Linked DNA regions of Homo sapiens: region 2 is linked to region 1. A link is a loop called in an ENCODE intact Hi-C map of the cell type or tissue named here. Cell type or tissue: mammary epithelial cell. All regions are shown on one strand. Each heading gives the region's core, and the rest is flanking DNA. Links, peaks and the distances in the headings are about the cores only.

Region 1 (2,915 bases), core at 269-2,768:
GGAGTTCAAGTCCAGCCTGGGCAACATAGCAAGACCCCATCTCAAATAAGTGAATGAAGAAAACAAAGGTTTTATGAAAGAAGGGTGAGAAGCTAAGATAAATAATTCTGTGATCAGCATCTCTTGCCCCAAGTATTGTTCAATCTCCAGATTATTTCAGATTATAGATTCTTAAAAGTAGATTGTCAGAAAAAAGATGTGATCATTTTCTGGCTTCTGGATACATATTTTCAGATTCTTGAAGATAATCTAGAGAAGTTTGGGATGCTTGCAGGGTATGCCCCTAATATTTTGAGATTGGAATTAAAGAAGGAAATAATCACTTATATGTAAGTGATTACACATACTTATAAGTACATATTAAAGACAACATTATATATCACAAACCAGTCAGGAGACAGAATCCAGAGAGTAATTTGAACAGGGAAAATTTAATATAAAGAATTATTAACTTTATGTTATTTATATCAAGTTGATTGACTGTATTTTCTTATTTTCTGTATTCTTCATGCTCCAGCACTTGTAGCCTTGATCCTGGAAAGACTGCCCCTCCCAGGGCTAGCTAATTCCTAGAGATGGCCAATGACTCCTCTGTGAGCATATCATTGATATACAAACCACCAATCCAGAGCTGCATTGCCAACCATCTCCTTTATCAATCAATCAAGCCAATATTACCTATGGCATAAAAATCACCCTAGAGGCCGGGTGCGGTGGCTTATGCCTGTAATCCCAGCATTTTGGAAGGCTGAGGCGGGTGGACTACCTGAGGTCAGGAGTTTGAGGCCAGCCTGGCCAACATGGTGAAGCCCTGTCTCTAATAAAAATACAAAAAATTAGGCATGGTGGCAGGCACTTGTAATCCCAGCTACTTGGGAGGCTGAGGCAGGAGAATCGCTTGAACACGGGAGGTGGAGGTTGCAGTGAGCTGAGATTGCACCATTGCACTCTAGCCTGGACAACAAGAGCGAAACTCCATCTCAAAAAACAAAACAAAAAAACAAAAATCACCCTAGAGAGAGGTTTTGGACAACCAGGGACCACCCGTAAATAGCAAAGCACTTTGAAATTTTCAAACTACCCAATCCTAAGCTTATTCAGCATACCTATTCTGCCTTACCCATTCCTTCCTGTGAAAATCTTAATAGAGGGCTCTCTTCTCTCCCCTCTGCCAATCCTGGTGCTTTCCTTGGTGTCATGCTGTGCCTCCTGTTTGTAGGGATATATGAATATAAACTTCTTCCTTCATGACAATCATTTTCATGTCTGCATGTCTTATCATGCTTGACTAAAACAAATCCCAGGTATCTTTTGGCACATGAGGACATTACCCACTAGGAGAGAGAAAACTATGAAGAATGCAGAAACAACGGATAAGGGAAACAGCTCAGCCATTGCTTCTAAGATGGTGGCAGAATATCAAAGAAGGAACAAATCTTGAAGAGGTCCTTCTTTAGAGCAGAAATCCAGATCTAATTGAAGAGCGCCGTGGGTCATGGCCCACTGAGTTGAAGAGAAGCTTTTTAAGGTGTTTCTCCTGTGGGACTCACTAAGACTCGAGCCCTCTAGGGTGCTGGGGCAAGATGTTCCCAGGATTGCATCTTGTTGCAGAATCTACTAAGGAGCTACTCGTGAGATTGGTGCTACTGAAATTCACAGGGTCGATGTGGTAGTGTGGGTATCCCTGGTGCCCCTGCCTGCTAGCTCCTGCCCAGATACGCAAGCAGAGAAGATAGGTTGGAACCAGGAGGAGATGCCTACTCCTCTTTAGGGGTTCTCAGTGCCCTCTACTGACAAAATCTAGCATTTTGCCAGCTGAGAAGGGGGAAATGTCCTCCCTTTCCAGGAGGCCAGTGAAGGTGGATTTGGAGGTGAGAGGCAAATATACCAACTTCTGTTCCTCCCTGACTGAGGGTCTCTTCTAGGGCATGAATTCATTAGCACTCTGGCCCTGCTCTGCAATGGCCTGTTATACTCTCATGGCCAAGTTCCTGGACCAAACTGAGGGTTGGGCTGCTATTTCTCATGGCCCAATAATGAGATGTAGATGAACTGGGGAGGAAGAGTTTTTATTTCTGCAACCAGGTACGGGGAGAAGGCCTGGAAATTATTGCCAGACCAACTCAAAATTACAGTTTTTCAGAGTTTATATATCTTCTAAGCTATATGTCTAAATGTAAATGTGCATTCATCTAAAGACATTAGTGATTAACTTATTTTAATCTATAGCTAAGGTCTGAGTCCTGAAGAATTTCCTCTGGAGCTTCTGTAAATTTACTTAATCTAAATGGGATCAGGTGCTGGGGTGATTACCCTTATCTCGTCTCCTGCTAAATCACGGAGGTTTAGGGAGTTCCTTCAGGTCCTCAATAACCTTGTTTGTGGAGGCCTGGGGAGTTTATTCAGACCCACAATAAAACGTAATCCTAGATGGTCCTGTTAAGAATTCCTTTGTTATTTTTTCCTGCATTAAGTCCCAGGAAAGGCCTAGGCAAAACTCTTGGTGGGCTTTTGTTACATCCCAGCCTTTGTATAAGGGCACTGGCTTTTAATATTCAACTTAACCACTCAGTACTGAAACAGTTGTTATGGAGGCTTGAGTTACTGAGACCTAGCCTGCCACAGCCAGAGAAAGCACTCAGTTTGTCCTGGATGGTGGGTGCCCTAGGGATATGGTTGCAGCACCCACAGCATCTGCAGTAGGTACTTATCACACACAGTATATATTGATCTATGTTCCTTATTGTCTGTGTTCCTGCCCTAGAATGTAAGCTTTAGGAATGCAAGGGTTTGGTCTGGTTTATAGACTGCAGCTAGAACAGTGCCTGGCACATAGGGAAGGCTCAATTCATTTCTGGTGAATTAATGAATGCATTTCCCAAGGGTCTCAAGGAAAGAATGTGAGCATTAATGGC
Region 2 (2,863 bases), core at 364-2,863, 150 kb before region 1:
CTACATCTTCTCCTCAACCTCTCTGATCCCTCCTGGGTTTCCTTTACCTGCCCCTCTCCTCCTCCTCACTCTCAGCCTCTTCACACAGCTCCCGCAGCTGTGCTTGGCCAATTGTCCTCTCTCTTCTTCTTCCTCTGGGTGCTTTTATTCCCTCCCATGCCTTCCACAGCTACCTGTAGGTTGACATTCTCTCCCACAATTCCAAACCTGTATGCCCAAGTTTTGATGTTTGAACTTGCATGTCCCTCGAGCCTTCAAATGCATCCTTCCTCACCTACTTCACTTGCCTGCTGTCCTGTACTCCTGACGGCACGGGACCACCTGGGCTTCATCTATCCCTCTCCCATCCCTTTCCCTCAAGATCAGGCAATTTCCTCATTCTGTGCAATCTGCCTCATGCATACTTTTCATTTTGTCCCTTTCTTCCATCCCACCTACCCTCAGCCCCACAGGCTGTCTTCCTCTGTTACTTTGGCCGATGGCTCTACCTCTCATCTAGTTCCCTCTGAACCCAAGTTGAGACCAGAGTTCTCAAATTCTGGCTGGGACTGGTACCAGAATTACCTGGGTGCTTATAATACGCAGATTCCTGGGTTTGCCCCAAACACACTGAATTCCTATGCCCGGGAGTGGATCCTGAAAATCTTGGTTGGCCCAAATCTCCAAATTTGGGAACTCCACTGGTCTGGTGAGCAGCCAGGTGAACTTTTCAAGTGGCTGTAATCCTGCTGAAAACCTTCCAATGGCTCCTTACTGCTCTTGGGTAGGACCAGCTACATAATTTGCAGGCCCAGCGAAAAATAAAAATATGGGATCCCTTGGTGAAATTATTAAGAATTCCAAGACAGCAAACAGCGAGCATTAAGCTTAGTGTGGGATCCTCCTAAGTATAGTCCTTGTGTGACTTCACAGGTCACATGCCCGGCTCTAGCGACAGATCCATACCTCCCATTCAGGACCTTTGCTCCTCTGGCCCCAGCCTGGGAGTCCAACGTTTCCTCCTTCTCCAGGCTGCCCATCTTTCTCTGCTCTGGCCTCAACTGACTCCTTGTTGTTCCCCCAATATATCAGTTCTCTCCCCTCCAGCCTGGGCTTGCTGCACTTTCCTGTCTTGGAATGCTTTCACTCCACCCCCACCCACCCAATGCCCGCCTCTGGCAGCATGCACCTGCAGGATCCCACCCATGCTCAGGCATTGCTGCTTCAGTTGCACCTCCTCTTGCCTTTCTGTGACTCCCTGTTTGTGAATTCATGTCTGGTGCAGGTGCTCTTTAGAACAACATCTAGCCCCCTCCCCAGACTATGGGCCCCAGGAAAAAGGGCCTGGGTGTCTTCACCTTTATAGACTTCCAGGGCCAAAGGTGGGCAGGGAAGACAAAGCTAGAGGGAGGGTACCTGTACATGCAGCTCATACACCTCTCTCTGGAGCTGGGCCGGGCTCTGAGTGATGGAGATGGCTCCAGATGTCTCATTAATTTCAAAGGCTCCATCGTTCCCTGTCAAGGGAGATGCACCCTGAAGTTCTGCACAGGACCACAGGGAGGCGCAGGGGAGTCGTGCCACAGGATCGTCCTGCATTGCCTAGGGAAGTCTTCATAGAATGGAATCCTGTCATCTGTGTCTTGTCAACATGGAAACAGTCTCAGAGGGGCTAAGTAACTTGTCTAAGGCTACACAGTTAGTGCAGATCTGGGACTTGAACTCACTTCTGTCCAGCTCCCACATTCCATACTGTGTCCCTTTTCTTATGCATAATACTATATGTGCATGTGTGCACGTGTGTGTGTGTGTGTGTGTGTGTGTGTGTGAAGAAAAGAGAAAGGAAGCAGGAGGACATACAGTGAGAGACGGACATGGAAGGGGAGGGGGGAAAGAAGGGACAGGAGGGAGGGAATAAAGAGAGGAGAGGGAGGGTGTGGAGTGGGACAGGCAGGAGATGGGGTGGGTGCTCAAGGACTGGGTAAAGGTTTGCAGTGGTGATGGGAAGGAAGGCAGCTGAGGTCCTGTGAGGCTGGGGAAAGGAGGCTGGCAGCCCACATGTGAGCTGCTGGAAAGTGAGTATGCACAGGCATGTCCTAGAGAAAGGCCGGGGCATATAGACATGCACACTTCTGGTACCAGGCACCAGATGCGATGCCCTGGCCTGGCCCAGGGACAGCTCATCTGGCTCAGTTGCTGCCCAGCTGTGGGAAGAGCACAGACTGTGGAGCTAGCAGGCTCAGGTTCAAATACAATGATGGAAACTTGGGATGCCTACTCAGCTTCTCTGAACTTCAGTTTTCTTGTCCATATATAGGGCTAGCACTAGGGAGATGCCATATCACCAATGCATTTGATTCATTTAATTCATCTATATGCTGTGGGATAACAATTAAAAAGAATGAGGAAAATACATAGCCACTTAAAAAGTGTGAGAAATGTTGCCACGCATTCCCATCAAGGAGCAAATACCCAGGGGGAGAGGAGCATGGGTTAGCACCTCCGTGTTGCTCTCAGCGCCCCTGCCCCATGCTCTCTTGGCTGTTGGATATCATGACAGGCAGGGACCGAAGCACACAACCCAGAGACTTGCTTGTCTTGGACACAGCCCTTCCTCTCCATACATCTTGTAATCCTGGTCCTACAGGTGAGGGAGCTGGAATCTAGAGAGGTTGAGGAACCTTGCTCTGGTCACCTAGAGAGTCAAAGCTGCAGCCCCCAAAGCTGCTCAGACTCACCATTTACAAGGCTGTAGAGAATTCGATTGGGTTTGCCCCGGTCTCCATCCATGGCGACCACCTTCAGTACCTCCGAGCCCTCGGGGAAACAGGAACAGCCGCTGCCTGATGGGCAATATGGGGACCCTCCCCTCCCCAAACAATGT

The links. A loop is a pair of places that touch in the nucleus more often than their neighbours do. Peaks named below come from ENCODE experiments on the same cell type or tissue, not always from the same donor. Only the 100,000 strongest peaks of a DNase experiment are listed, where the experiment ranks them.
Region 2: it touches region 1 in a loop (18-fold over the local background); 5 of 110 quality-filtered maps call a loop at or near these places.

The regions. Positions count from the first base shown.
Region 1 is chr10:84,058,597-84,061,511 of GRCh38, reverse strand. No RefSeq gene overlaps it. Among named protein-coding and RNA genes, the nearest start is that of GHITM, 79 kb to the left of the region's middle. In mammary epithelial cell, for the core only: a CTCF peak has its summit at 1,791 (motif pointing left); no DNase peak of the experiment used is centred there.
Region 2 is chr10:84,204,460-84,207,322 of GRCh38, reverse strand. It overlaps CDHR1 (cadherin related family member 1), which reads right to left. Exons shown (of 17, transcript NM_033100.4): 9 at 2,718-2,796; 10 at 1,396-1,496. Among named protein-coding and RNA genes, the nearest start is that of CDHR1, 11 kb to the right of the region's middle. In mammary epithelial cell, for the core only: a CTCF peak has its summit at 1,545; no DNase peak of the experiment used is centred there.